Regions from separate parts of the Homo sapiens genome. Here region 1 is linked to region 2. A link is an interaction called in ENCODE POLR2A ChIA-PET data of the cell type or tissue named here. Cell type or tissue: MCF 10A. All regions are shown on one strand.

The links. Peaks named below come from ENCODE experiments on the same cell type or tissue, not always from the same donor. Only the 100,000 strongest peaks of a DNase experiment are listed, where the experiment ranks them.
Region 1: POLR2A ChIA-PET joins it to region 2 with 6 read pairs; 2 of 35 experiments call an interaction of 5 or more read pairs at or near these places.

Annotation. Positions count from the first base shown.
Region 1 is chr1:186,845,830-186,853,829 of GRCh38, forward strand. The region is part of intron 1 of PLA2G4A (phospholipase A2 group IVA); the gene reads left to right. Among named protein-coding and RNA genes, the nearest start is that of PLA2G4A, 21 kb to the left of the region's middle. RefSeq lists a silencer at 3,656-3,705. In MCF 10A, no CTCF peak of the experiment used is centred here; no DNase peak of the experiment used is centred here.
Region 2 is chr1:186,745,671-186,753,670 of GRCh38, forward strand. No RefSeq gene overlaps it. Among named protein-coding and RNA genes, the nearest start is that of PACERR, 69 kb to the left of the region's middle. In MCF 10A, no CTCF peak of the experiment used is centred here; a DNase peak (open chromatin) is centred at 4,811.

The DNA of each region.
Region 1 (8,000 bases), 100 kb after region 2:
TTACATTGCATCGGGAAGTATCTGTTGAAAAGTCTATCCAAATTTCCCTCTCATTCATGTTCTGAAAGTTTCTAATTACAGGGCAGGGAAAGGAAAAAAAGAAAGGAAGAAAAAAACCCTGTGAGTTTCACATCTCTTACTTCAGACTTAAGAGACTTTGTACACTCACTAAGACTGGTTATTTAGCTTAGTTATAAGAAACAAAGGAATAGAAACCCTGCTATTTTATGAGTATTCATGAGAGTGGTTGTGCCAACTAGTTGCAGTAAGGTTTCCAGAACTGAGCTAATTCTGGGACAAAAAATTCCTACTGTTTCATGTGGTTAGTTGGACAGAAATGCCTTAATTTTGCAGAAACCTAAAATATCTGCTGCTACTATTAACAGTTACAGAGAGAAAAAAGAAAGGACGGCTGCCTATTCCTAACTGGAATTGGACATGCAGCCACTGCCTGACAATAATGGCTAGTGATTTTTATCCTGAAGGAAGTGATTCTATTTCAGTAATTTCTTCATAGGAGGTCTTTGTTTCTTCCCTTGAACATAACTGTGGAATAAAATTTATAAATATAAATTAGATCTGTTCATATGTATTACATTTTTAAAATAAACTTTATTTTGAAATAATTTAAGATAAGAAATTACAAAAATATTACAGGGCTCTCATGTACCCTTCATTTAGCTTTCCCTAGTGTGACATCTGACAACCACAGTACATTATCAACACCAGGAAACTGACATTGGTACAGTGCTATTAATTAAACGACAAACCTTATTTGGATTCCATTAGTCTTTTATATACATTCAATTTTATCCGGTGTGACAACCTCTACTTTTTTATTAGAATGTTACATCGCTCACATTTAATGTTATTGGAAGCATGGTTGGATGTTCATCTTCCATTTTGCTGTTTTCCATGTCTCTTTTTTTAAATTCTTCTGTTCCTTATATTAAATAGCTATTTTGTCGTGGCCCATTTTAATTCCTTCATTGATATTTTAACTATATTTTTGAGTTATTTTCTTAGTGGTTGCTCTAGGAATTAAACTCTATGCCTTAATTTATTATAGTCCGCTTCATATCAATACTGTCTTAATTCCAGTAAAATACAAAAACTTTTCTGCAGTATAGTTCTAGTCCCTGACCGCTCCTCCTTTTTGCAATTATTGTTGTATACATTAGATAGGATTATAATTTATTGCTATGTAAATGCTATATCTTTTAAAGAATTTGAGAGAAGAAAAGGAAATGTTTATAGAATATTTTATATTAATCTACATATATATTTATATTTGAACAATATAATATTTATAGACTATTTTATATTAACCTACCTATTTACTGTTACAGTTAAATAGAAAAGGCTTCAGAGAAATGGTAAATAACTGGTCTGCTGTTTGAAAATGTGATAGAGCTTATTTACTGGTACCCTGTATTTCTTTCTGTAGGTTCAATTATGATCTGGTGTCATTTCCTTGGTCCAGTATACCTCCATTCCATCTCCTTTCTTTTGTGCTATTATTTCATACGTGTGTGTGTGTGTGTGTGTGTGTGTGTGTCTATAGTTGTTTGCAATAATTCTGCCCGGTTTTGTCAATGTGTTTGTTTTTCTGGGAGAGGATTTCCCACATTCCTCGTTCTGCCATTTTGTAAGCTGGTTCACCTATGTATTGGACTTTAAAGTAGAAGCTTTGGCCAAGACCTTAAGCCATAAGATTTAAGACATGCACTACTAAAATGGATAGTGAAACAGCCTACTCTTTGTGTTTTAAAGAAAGCAGATGGACAAGGACATTTATATAATATATAAAACTTACCCACTTCACAGTTATAAAAGCATTGAAATAGTAGAGATGTGGGAAGAGCTTCAGAAGAGTTTTGTTGTTGTTTTGGAGAGCACTGCTGTGAGTACAGCCCCTCTTCCCTTGGGGTGGAGATCTGGAGAGGAATATGCCTACTAATTCCCAATCAAGAGAGGGGCTTTAAAGAGACCACTGAGAACGCTCATCAGAGGGTTTAACATTTGTCTTCTGCAGTAGGCTGGTGTCTTGTCATACTTGGGAAATATAAAGGACACAAGTAGCAGAATAGTTTCATTTAGGAAGTAATTGCATTCTCAGGGTTTGTTGGAAGAAAGAAAACATGTATGAGTATTGTCCATGGACTAAAGAGAACCCTGGGAAGAATCTTAAATCCTATACAAGGCGTTTGCCTGGTAACATGAAAGAACCTCAGAAAACGAAAACTGGAAGTGGACCACAAGATGCACTGGGGCTGTGGAAAAAAACACAAGCCCCCAGCTGGAGTAGAGATGCGTTTGTGCATGTCAGGGAACACAAGGAAGAAATCTCAAAAACAGAGAATCTCAGAAGAATCCACAAAAAGCATCTATGAAAGAAAGACTCAGCTTTAACATGTACCAAGCCAAGAGATCACAAAACCAGCTTATAAAAGTACTGCTGAAGTAATATTTTTCTTGCCTCTATTCTCGCTCTCTCTGCATCCTTTTCCAACTATAAGGGTTTAAAAACCAGAGTTATCAAGCTTGGGAGGGTTTGACCATAGGCAGGGGAGGGGAGAAGTCAATGACTTCATCCCCTTTCTCCTGCAACAAGCTCTACCTTGAGCAGGAGAGAGACTTTAACTCAACGAACCCGGCATTTCAATGTCTGCAGTGACTGGGTTAATTCTTTTTCTCTTTTCCTTTTTCTTTTCTTCCTTTCACATCCAAGTTAACAGAAAAGTTCTGAGGCTGCCTGAGATTTCATCAGGGTAGAAGGAGAGTTAGCCCTGAATAGAATCAAAGAACAAGACAAAGTTGCTTTGAGATTAAATGCCATGAGTCATGTTTGTTTACTCTCTAGTTATCTTGTAGTTCTTAACCTAGTGATTTTACACACACACACACACACACACATACACACATACATACACACAGAAAGGGGGCAGAGAAGGGAGAGAGAGAAACTAGACTTGGACAGTTAGCTATCTTAAGCATATTTCTTGCTTTGGATTTAATATCAGGAGAGTCTCTATCCAAGTCTTGCTGTAAGATACAGTAGTGGATAATAGGTGGTGAACAGAGTGGTTATGAATGAAGTTGCTGGAAATGAGAAGAGGAAATAAAATTGCTGACATTAAACTTTGGATCCCAGCAACAGATTTCCTCTAAACATTTTGAGTACTAATTTCACCCCCTCTGGAATCTCACTTGTTCTGCTTTTTTTAAATAAATAGAGAGCTAATTTAACATCATTTGACATTAAGAATTGTTAGGAATAAGAAAGAGAGACATCAAAAGAGGGTGTGGCACTATTCTGTGGATTCTTTATGCATCAACCTGGCACTACTTTGAATATCCATCCATCCATTGGACAAATCTTTATTCTGAACCTACTATATTTGGGCCATTGTATTCGGCACTAGGGATGTCTCTATTAATAAGATAAATATGGCCACTGACTTAATGCCTCTTTTGTTCTCCCAGGAAAGACAGACATTGCGTCAGTGGAATGAAAGGCTTGAAGGAGGAGTCTAGAGAACACACAGAACCAGTAACAGGCAGACCAAATATACTTTGAAGGTCACGGAAGGGTTCTCTGTGGAAATGACGTTGAGACTGAATCCTGGAGAATGGGTCAGATTTAGCTAGGTAAACAGTAGTTGCCTAAGAGGTTCAACATGATCTGCCACTGCCTAAATTTCCAACCTCATCATAAGCCACTTTCACGTTTGCTCACCATTCGCCAGCCACTTGTCTTCTCTCAGTTCCTCATACTGCCTGCCTGGAACATTATAGTCTAAACCCACTCTCTCCTCACTCTGCATGGCTAGCTCCTTTTTAGTGCTCACCCTCAATTATTCTTTGTTTCTGCATTTTACTTGTTTCCATCATTTTATACAACTCTATTTCCAATTGTTTCTTTTATTTTTTGGATTCCTTGTTTTCTGATTGCTTTCTAGAGATGGAATCTCCAAGAGGGAAGGGAATGTATCTAGCTCCTCACTTTTGCCTCTCCAGTCCCTTGAACAATGTTTGACACATGGTAGTTATGCCTTAAATGTTTGTTGACTAAATGAATGAATAGAAGAGGTAAGTTACAGCCCTGAGTGGGAAAGAGCTTGACACATTTGAAGGAAAGAAAACCAGTATGGCTTTAGCATAGAAAGCAAAAGGGAAAGTAGTGGTATGGGGCTGAGGAAGTAGATAGAAATTCAATTTTGCAATCTTTTGCACTAGTATTCTTCAAATTGCTGTTAGTGAGTCATGAAATCAATTCAGTGGGCTGTTACCAGCATTTAAACAAAAGTAATAGACTGAAATCAGAGTACATTGTACTTAGCAAAAGTATCACATGAAACTTACTTCTATATTTTAAATATTTGTCTGTGTATATATTTATGTATTGTATTGTGATATGCAAAGGTTTCTTCGTTTTGGTTTGCAGTAAATAGATATAAAAGCCACCATTGTAGACCATGTTAAGGATTTCTGATTTTTCTACTAAGGGAATAGAAACTCATTGATGATATTTTCCCAGAAGAATAGGTTTTAAGATTTCCTTCCAATTGGAGACATTAATCATAATAAACAGTGTTACTACTTTTAGCAACATGCATGCATGAAAAATCAGGCTAGCCTGCATTTATTGCTACCCCTAGATTGCCTCATTTTGTTTCTACAAGGTAAGAAGTCTTATATACTATTGTTTCCCCAGTGCCTACTACAGACTAGGTAGATAGTAAAGATGTATTTGTTGAATGAACAAAGTATCTCCTATGAAGCTACTGTTCGTGAATTGAATGGCCATAAGTCCCAGAAGATGCTCTTCTGCTATGCCATTCTCATTATTACAGCTTTTAACACAGAAAACTTTGGTGAGAATAACTACCAGAATCTTGTTTACTTTTTGAGGTTCCACTTGGAGAGTGTCAAGTATAAAGTCAATAGGGCCACAAAGTTTCATGGTATACACCTGTCTGATTCACCATTTTTTTGCTCCCAAGCACCTTGCATAGCACAAGGCATATTGTAGATATTTATTTTTAAGTGGCAAATATATAAAAAAAACTTATTTTCTACTGTCACAACAATAATTACTACAGATAGTACATCTTTCAAGTAAATATATAATGTTATTAGTGATAAGTCTATGTAATGTTTATCTTAAAAGCAAATCATATGCATTGAATATTTATTATGGGCTAGGTACCTTTCACAGTACTGTTATTCACATTACAAGCAAGTAACCTGGGTCTTAGAATATGAAACTGGAACTTGAATTAAGGTCTTTCTAGATCCCATAACCAATGGTGTTTTCACCAAATTATGCTGCTTCAATAAAGAAAATAATTGGCTTTCCTTAATCCTTTGAATCCCTGATAGTACTGTCCTAGCATTGTCCTACATAGACATTTCAGCTTCTGGAGAGGGAGGACATAAGCTCTCAGGAATTACCACTGCTGCAGCAATCTAAAGGCTTCATGCTCTTGGGCCTAGGAGCTTTATGTGGACCATCATATGCATAGAACGCTTCATATTAAGAAATCACTTCTGAGGGGAAATGATATGAGGGAAATATGGATGGTAAAGATGAAAATGAGGCAGGTGATTTTATGTTATATCATCCATAAAAATATATTCCACCCACAGCTCTAGAGTATTAGCTGGATTCTGACTTGGGAACGGATGTAGTTCTCATACTTTGAATTTAGTTGGCACGAAAACATCAGCCATACTAGTAGAAAGTCATTGCTGATCACTTTAAAAATGTTGTAATAGAAATAGCACAGAAAATGCTGATAATGGGAAGTGCTGAATCGTAAGGATTATATCACTCAATATAGGTATATATTTCTTGTATTATAAATTTAACTATAAATACCAGAGTAAAAATTACTCTATTGTAGTTTTGCCTGTATTGTTTTATAATGTTATCCAATAAATATAAAATGTAGTTTCAAAAATACTTAGAGCCTAATCAAAGACACAATACAGTATAATAGTAAATGGATAATCATGTTTGTAAGATGTGTGTAATATGTAGTTAATTAGGGAAAAATAATAAGAGATAAAGGAGAAACTCATATCGATATTGATTAACAGTGTAAGACAGCATAGTAGAACAGAGGATGAGGGATGAGGGTAATACAACTTATGGATAAATAGAAAATGAACATCCCTTGACTTGAGCAAAATGCTTTAGTGTAACTGGGCTTGAAAATTATCCCTCTTACCTGTATATATATATCCTATCATTCATTCATTATTTAACAAATATGTATTAAGGGCCCACATGTGCCTACACAGGGACTGGAAATTTCACAATGAATGAAACACACAAAAAACCTGCCTTCATAGAATTTATATTCTAATGAAGAAGGGAGAAGAGATAGTAACACAACAAAAACTACATAAGTGGATGTTAGATGGTCATAAAGCAAGAAAGCAGCGGTTTTGCCAATTTTAAATAATACAGTCAGGGAAGACTCCACTGGAAAGATGATATTGGAATAAAATCCTGAAACTTACTAACAATAGCAGCCAGGTCCAATCAAAATAACAGAAATGTGAAAGCTGAGTGCCTTAGTCTGTTTCATGCTGCTATAACAGAATGTGACCCACTGGGTAATTAATAAAGTGAACAAATTTATTGGCTTACAGTTTTGGAAGCTGGGAAGTCCAAGGCCAAGGAGCCAGCAGTTTTGGTGCCTGGTGAGGCTATTCTTTTCTTTCAAGATAGCCATTGTCCAGAGGAGATGAAGGCTGTATCTAAAATATGGCAGAAGGCAAAAGGGCTAAGAGAGAGAGCCCATTCCATGAGCCCCTTTAAAAAGGTATTAAACCCACACATGAAGGTGAAACCCTCATCATCTAATCACCTCTCAAAGGCCCCACCTCCCAATACCATTACATTAGCAATGAAATTTCAACATGATTTTTGGAGGGAATAATAAAACTATAGCACTAAAGTAGTTTATAATTGGTTAATGTTATCAGGAAACTTTTCTATTAGGTTTAAAATAAGAAAACGCAAAACAAAGATTATAGTAATTTATCATGATAAATTAGACTCATAGTTTGGCCTCATCTTTATTTAAAAAGTTGATTTAAAATGCTGTATACATTTTGAGCCTGATTAATATGCATGATAAGATAAAAGTATTTGTACTTTAGGAGCTTAAGAAGTAAGTGATGAAAGTAAATAGACGTTTTACTTTAAAAACATTTTTTTTCTTGTTGGTACAAATAATGATGGTTGATGCACCAGAATGAAGAACGGGGGGAATCCTTATTTTTTATAATTCTTAAATAGAGAACTATGGGTGATTTTTACCATTCATATAATATTGCTTCATATTTTTTACAACCAAATATAGTGAAGAAAGTGAGTTTAAAAACTCAAGAGCGTATTAGAAGATCCCATTTTTTTAAAAAAAAATTTAAATCCTCTCTTTTCCTATTGCTTTAAGTATTAAGAAAAAGCAGTGAAAAGGCCTGGAAAGATACACATCATAATGAAAATGGTGATTACACTTTATTCTTTGTTCACTTCAGCAGTTTTTGTTTGTGACAATGAGCAGGAATCATTTTTATATTTTTTTAAAGTTGATGTTTAAAAAGAAAGATCACTAAAAATTTAAAACGAATTTGATTTATTTTGAAATAAAAACATTTTAGAATTTACATATTAAAGATAGATAATAAAGATATTTGAAAAGGTATTCCAAATTAGATGTAACTTATAAAATGCTGAAATACAAGTGTATGTTGTTTTATGAAATCTCAAGGACTTGGTATAATGGAATAGCAAAGATGTTCATTCATTAAATAGTTTTTTATTTGATTTTAAATAACAGAGTAAGTGTAGAAGAAAAAAGGAAAGTATAGAGAGTATTTTTCCATTAAAATATTTTTATTTAACTGCTTCCAAATTAAACTGGTGTCTTCAAATGAACAAACATTTCTTTAAAAATGTCATTACTAAAGTTCAAATTCAA
Region 2 (8,000 bases):
TTACTAAGATTTTGAACTTCAATTTTGGCCTTAGTTAATAAGTAATTTTTTTGCTACGTCAGTTTTTTTAAACATTTTTTCCATTAGCATGAGCTTTCAGAGGAACAATTATTTATGGTTTTAAAAATTGCTGGCTTGCTACTATTTATATTCATTAACTGCTAAACACTCAGGGACTACGTGCCTCAGGGAACTGGGGTAATTGTCCATGCTAACCAAGTAGAGTGATAAAGCGTTTAACAAACAAAACTTTCCACTTCTACTTCCCTTGTAGGAAGTTTATTAACATTTATAACCACCATGATGTTAGGAATCAACATTTATTAAAAACCACTTTGTGTGACAGTACTGCCAGCTTCGTGCCAACTCTTGAGACTGAAGAGACTATTTGGCAGTAAGCATGAATGAGCTTTTATCTTAGCTACTGGAGTTTCCTAGACTTTAATTTAGGAGTGATCACAGCAATTACTAGTTCATGAGAACTACAGCAGCCAGTTTATTTCCAAATATTTCAGGACTGTTAGTGAATCTCAGTGAATGGCTTTGCTCATCTCAAGATATTTCACAAGTGAGAAGTATTAACAATGATAAGGTAGCCAGGCTTTGATCTGAAATTCAAATGGTACTGTGTCTCTTATGACAGAGAAATTAAGATGTGTTACCTTCCTTTCCCTGTTACACAGCAGCTACATATATGTACTTGATATAATATCTTTTACCATTGATTTAAAGGAGTGTAAAAACTTGGGAAAGTCATTGAGGCTTTCTGATTATTGTTCACTTCATCTCTAGTAAATGGGGAAAACAATACAAATTCCATAGGTCACTGTAAGAAAAAAATTTTTAAATGTATATAAAAATGCTTTAAAAAATGTAAAGCATGCTGATATGGTTTGACTCTGTGTCCTCATCCAAATCTCATCTTGTAGCTCCCATAATTCCCACATGTAGTGGAAGGTACCTGGTGGGAGATGATTGAATTATGGGGGCAGGTCTTTCCTGTGCTGTTCTTATGATAGTGAATAAGTCTCACAAGATCTGACGGTACTATAAGGGGTAATTTCCTTGCACAAGCTCTTTTTGCCTGCTACCATCCACGTAAGTTGTGACTTGCTCCTCCTTGCCTTCTTCCATGATTGTGAGGCCTCCCCAGCCACATGGAATTGTGAGTCCAATTAAATCTCTTTCTTTTGTAAATTGCTCAGTCTCAGGTATGTCTTTATCAGCAGCATGAAGATGGACTAATACAGTAAATTGGCACCAGTAGAGTGGGGCTTTGCTGAAAAGATACCTGAAAATGTGGAAGCGACTTTGGAACTGGGTAACAGGCAGAGGTTGGAACAGTTTGGAAGGCTCAGAAGAAGGCAGGAAAATGTGGGAAAGTTTAGAACTTCCTAGAGACTTGTTGAATGGCTTTGGCAAAAATGCTGATAGTGACATGAACAATAAGGTCCAGGCTGAGGTGGTCTCAGATGGAGATGAGGAACTTGTAGGGAACTGGAGTAAAGGTGACTCTTGTTACGTTTTAGCAAAGAGACTGGTGGCATTTTGCCCCTGTCCTAGATATTTGTGGAACTTAGAATTTGAGAAAGATGATTTAGGGTATCTGGTGGAAGAAATTTCTAAGTGGCAAGGCATTCAAGAGATTACTTTGGTGCTGTTATAGGCATTCAGTTTCAAAAGGGAAACAGAGCATATAAGTTAGGAAAATTTACAGCCTGACAATGCAATAGAAAAGAAAATCCCATTTTCTAAGGATAAATTCAAGCCAGCTGCAGAAATTTGTGTAAATAATGAGGTGCCAAATGTTAATCCCCAAGACAATGGGGAAAATGTCTCCAGGGTATGTCAGAGGTCCTCACAGCAACCTCTCCCATCATAGGCCCAGAAGCCTAGGGAAAAAAAAATGGTTTCATGGGCTGGGCCCAGGGTCTCCATCCTGTGTGCAGCCTAGGGACTTGCTACCCTGTGTCCTGGCCACTCCAGCTGTGACTAAAAGGGGCCAAGGTACATCTCAGGCTGTTGCTTCAGAGGGTGGAAGCCCCAAGCCTTGGCAGCTTCCACATTGTGGTGAGCCTGCAGGTGCACAGAAGTCATGAATTGAAGTTTGGCAACCTCCTCCTAGATTTCAGATGATGAATGGAAATACGTGGATGTCCAGGCAGAAGTTTGCTGCAGGGGTGGGGCCCTTCAGGCCAGTGTGGAAGGGAGATGTGGGGTCAGATCCCTCACACAGAGTCCTTATTGGGACCCCACCTAGCAAAGCTGTGAGAAAAGGGCCACAGTCCTCCAGACCAGAATGGCAGATCCACCAACAGCTTGTACCGTGCAACAGCTTACACCTGTAAAACTGCAGACACTCAACTCCAGCCCATGAAAACAGCTGGGAGGGAGACTATAACCTGTAAAGTCACGGGGCAGAGCTGCCCAAGACCATGGGAACCCACCTCTTAGATCAGCATGACCTGGACATGTGACATGGAGTCAAAGGAGATCATTTTGAAACTTTAAGATTTGACTTTCCTGCTGGATTTCGGACTTGCACTGGGGTCTGCAGCCCCTTTGTTTCAGCCAATTTCTCCTATTTGGAATGGCTGTATTTACCCAAGGCCTGAACCCCCATTTTATCTAGGAAGAAACCAGCTTGCTTTTGATTTTGCAAGCTCATAGGTGGAAGGGTCTTGCCTTGTCTCAGATGAAGGTTTGGACTTGGACTTTTGGGTGAATGCTGAAATGAGTTAAGACTTTGGGGGACTGTTGGGAAGGCTTGATTGGTTTTGAAATGTGAAGATATGAGATTTGGGAGGGGCCAGGGGTGGAATGATATGGTTTGGCTCTGTGTTCACACTCAAATCTCATCTTGTAGCTCCCATAATTCCCATCTATTGTGGGAGGTACCTGCTGGGAGATGATTGTATTATAGGGGTGAGTCCTTCCTGTGCTGTTCTCATGATAGCCAATAAGTCTTACAAGATCTGACAGTACTATAAGGGGGAGTTTCCTTGCACAAGCTCTTTTTGCCATCCACATAACTTGTGACTTACTCCTCCTTGCCTCTGCCATGATTGTGAGGCCTTCCCAGCCACATCAAACTGTGAGTTCAATTAAACCTTTTTCTTTTGTAAATTGCCCAGTCTCAGATATGTCTTTATCAGCAGCTTGAAAATGGACTAAAACACATGCGTTGTCTTTTCTTCCTGATATTACACAATAGATACAGGAAAAGGATGAAGAAAGAAATTGGCTTTTCATCTTTTTTTTTGTTTTGTTTTACTACTTTTGCCACTTCACCCACATGAATACAATATTAACAAAAAATATAGCTAAATTGTTTCTATCATGAACAAAATCATCCATTGTTAATTTCTTTCAAGAAAACGGAAACAAATGAGTCAGTAGAGACCTCTGTGTTTTCATTATTTGCTTTGGTATATAAAGAGTGTGGGTTTGCAAAGATACCAGATTCTAAATATTTAACTTAATATAAGGCATTTAGATGTGTAATTTAATTCAATCACTTCTGCACACTTGGTGCCTAACTGGTTTTTTTATTACATAATCATTTCTCCATTTAGATCTCAGAGTATAAACCAAAACCTTTCTTTGGGGGGTGTTTGTGCATGTCTGTGTATGTCTGTGTGGGCTTGAATGTTTTACAAATATTTGGTACTTAGCAGATTTTTTTTTCCAAGCAGATGTTCATCAAAGACTTCCATGAATTTGTACTTATAGTGATTAACATTAAGAACAACATTTATGGATGAAAAATAGACATCTTTATTATTTTAAAAAATGGCTCACTAAATTCCTTTTGAAAAATTATAGTATTTTTAGTCCTGATGAGAACATATAGACTGTATAGAAGTTTATCAAAATCATTATTCTGCTGACTTTATTTAACAAGAGTTTCAGATAAGTAAAACTTTAAAATGCTAATTAGCTCAAATTCTGCATCTGCATTATGCAATTATAAATGTGTATTTTACCCCTCAAGTGTTAAGCACCTTTTATTCATCAATTACAGACTGACCAAATCTCTATATTCGTTTCGTCTGTTTAATACAGGTGAGGCATACGCATGTTTCCTGGCTGGAGAACCACTTATTTGTTTAATATTTATTTTTAAACTGAAGAATGAAGAAAATAAATTTCAAAACGTCGGAGTCCAAAAGAATGTGGCTAAAATATGTACATGAAATACTGTACTAAAACAGTCCACAGTCATCAGTAAATGCATATCCATTAACGGGTAAGTTACCAAATTCATACCACTCAGCAGCATTGTAATGCTGACTAATAAAAAATCAGCATTTTTAATAAGCATTATGGTATTCTCTGATCTGGCATGAAAGTAATCAGGTGTTCACATGCCTAAGGTGAGGGCTAATAGGTGCCTCCCAAATTATTGCACCACCTTTACTTCCCCAGGGAAAATATCACTAAAAGGTTAGAAATGTAGAGGAGTGCAATGTAATTTGAATTTTGAATCTCCTTTCCTTGTCCCTTCATAAACTGAAATCTACCTGTGGATCCTCATTTGATAAATAAGTTGAATTATGACTTTGAGGCAGCTGATCATCATGTGTGGAGTCAAACTCAAGTCCTAGTTTAAGTCAAAACCTTTAAAACTAGTGACTGGTTGAGAAAATGAATAGGCTACTACAGCACATTGAGAATTTTAAGCAATTCATTGATTGCTTAATGAATAGCATGTGTCAAGGCCAGATTAAGAAACATGATCTTCTAACAGGGAATCCATGTAACTGCCTTTAGTCACTAAGTATTGGAATTTAGGCCCAGCCCTGTTGTCATCTCTCTGAGGAAAACAAAGCAATAGGAGGCATGATTCTTGCCCTCAAGTGCTAGCTTCACATTCACAGGGATGACACAACAATATGTTTAAGACTGAAACTGCATATTTCTCAAGAACAATCAGTATTTGAGAAATTGAAAGATATATTTGGGAAGAGTACCCGAAAAAGTTTCCTGAATAAGTTGGCTCTTTAAGAGGGTCTTAAAGAGTGAGTAAAAATTAATCAATAATTCTTAGCCCTGGCTGTACATTAGAATAGTCTAATCTTTTAAACACTACCTGGGCCCCACCCTTAGAAATTGTGACCTAATTGGTCTAGGGTGGGGCCCATTATTTTTTTACAAAGTTCCCCACTGATTTTAATGTCCTGGCAGGGTTGAGAACTTTGGAGTAATACAATGAAGAAGGGAAAGGGAAGAGGAAAAGTAAAAGTTTAAGAACATGTGGCAATTCGTTCAATAAAAACATTTATTGAGTATCTACTTGATGCTAGCATTGAACTAGGTGGTGGGTAAAATAAAAATAATTCAGAAGTGATGCTTGAAGTTTTCTATCTAGTAGAGAGAATCACGGATAAACAAGTTATTACAATGCCATATGATACTTGTATATGTGTGTGTATATCTCTTTTTCCTGTGCTCCATAGCACATTACAGGAGAATGATTGTTGTATTTTTGTTGCTTAGAGCACTGGTTTTCAAAATTGGTTACAGATTGGAATCACCTGAAGGGCACTAAAAAGTACTGATGTTTGGGTCCCACACCCAGAAATTCTAATTTGATTGGTTTTGGAATCAAAATTTTAATGTAAATATGAAAACAAACCCCAAACCTCCCTAGGTTATTCCAATACACAGCACTGGACTAAAGATACTGGCCTGACAGAAGTGAAAGGTGCATTTAGGAGTCAGGTTGCCAGGCAAAACAATATTGAATGAAGCCCTGATCCAAGCAGAGATCTGGGGATCCCTACACTGAATGAGTTGCTGTCCTTGATGGTTCTCTGTGATCCAATGAAAAGGGAATTTTTAGAAGTATTCTCTGGCAACAAAACAAGGAGTAGAATATGGGAAGGAGTTGCCAAAAGTGATTTGTCCGTTAGGCACAATAGCCATAGTGCCTAGGGGCCCAACAAAATGTATTAATGTTCTTTAAAATCAGAAATAACAACTTCTAGGTAGAAGAAGCTGTCTTATATATAATAGTAGCATATCGATCTTTTTAACCAACACAATAGTAAAATATAATTTTTAGTGTGTGTTTGTATAAAATGGAGGAAGGGACCCACAAAGGTAAAAGTGCTTAGGTCCAATGGAAGTCATACCACAGCTCTGGATTAAAGGAGAACCTAGTCTCAACGAATTTCAATTTCTTTCAGATATATTATTTGTACAAATAAGAAGCATTTGCTTTCTTATTCCTTTGAATTTTTCCACCTTGATTTCTCAGAAGTGGAATGCAAGGGCCAAGTCTTTAGTCTTATTAGAATATCTAGTTCCATGTTGGAAGGAACTAATTGAATGAAACAAAACATCTGGTTCTGAAAGGCTATATGCTGTCAGAGGACACATGATGGGTCCTGTCTAGATACTCTTAACCTCTTTGTCCAACCATAGACTCCTAGTTTTCCTTCAAAACTTACCTAAAACTTTTGAGCTCTGCGTGTAACTTTCTCTACCTTGTCCTAAAGTAATCTGCCTAAAGTAATCACTGTGATGTCCATCCATCATCATTTTGTTCACCCATTGTTGCACACTCACTATGCATTATGGCGAGTCAAGTGTGGGTCAGTCTCTTCCAACATGACCCTCAATAAACCTCATTCTGGTTTATTCACTCCTGTGTTCTTAGGCTCTTTCATAATTCCTAATATATAATAGGTGCCCCTAAATATCCATTAATGTAGTAGATAAATATGTTATTAAATGTAAAACTCTATAAATTTGGACTATTCTTTGGAGGAAAATGCAGCAAATGAATTAAAGTTCTGGTCAACTTTTTTTTAACAAAATGAAAAGAGGTTACTTCTCAGACAATTTATACTTCAATAATCTAGGACATAAATAGATGAAGAATGTTAATTAAAATCTTGCAATTCTTGATAAACCTCAAATAATTTTTTTCTCTTTAACAGTTACAATTTATCGTTCCAAAATAGAAAGGCCTTAGCAAGAACCATCATTCCTTGAACTTTTATTTTGAATAAGATTTTAGACTTTGCAGCATGTGACACACTTATTTTTCTGCCCGAGCTGGAAGATATGTAGACCAGTATTGGCCACACATCTAAAGAAACTTGAAGAGTGTAAACAAATTATTCTACTATCAATGATAATCTTTGTTCATAAACTTTTAAAAAAAACATCCGTTCACATTTAAAGTATGTTTTCTTTATCTCAAATATGATCGGACTGAAGATCTGGCTGCTTGTTTGTATTTTCCAGAAAGCACTGAGTTTCAGACTGCTATTTCAGCTGGGGCACATATGTAAAAACTGGTTCAATTAAAGGAAGGGGAATATTTGAGTTATTTTTAATCAGTGGGGTAGCTATTTTTAATCTAGCCCCTAAAGAGCAGTTGCACTGACTGTAAAGTAATCCACCACACTTGGATGTTAATGTCAATTATGCTAGTTTCAACTCTCTAGAAAGTATGCTGCTGCATTTTACAGCATATACATAGCTTGAGGTCAAAGATGATCTCCTCAAAAAGTAGATATTAAACTGAGATCGAGGAGGCAGGAGAATTTGTTCACCTGAGTTGGGATTTTCATGGGTTGCTAAGGAAAGGTCTGGAGAAGGACATAATGGAAGACTAGATCAGATAAAATAATAGAAGAAAGATATCATAAGAGGAAGAGATGGGGAAAATAGGAAAGATTTGGATGATACAAAGGAAATGCACTTGAACACTGACTAAGTGTGACAGGCATGTGTGTCATCATGGAATTAGTGGACCTCTAGGCTCTAGTTGAAATTTGGTATGACAGCAGGTCTAGCTTGGTGAATGGTGAGGTTTTAGGTGGAGTTGGAGTAGAGTGCCTAAGCACTTTTGAAGCGAGCTCCGGAGAATATGAAAACAGTCGATGATCACAAGAGGCTCACAGTCTAGTAGTAGTGATTGCAAGTAAAACTGACCATTCTTATGATGAACGACCCCCAAAAAAGGCAGGGGAAGAGGAGGGGCC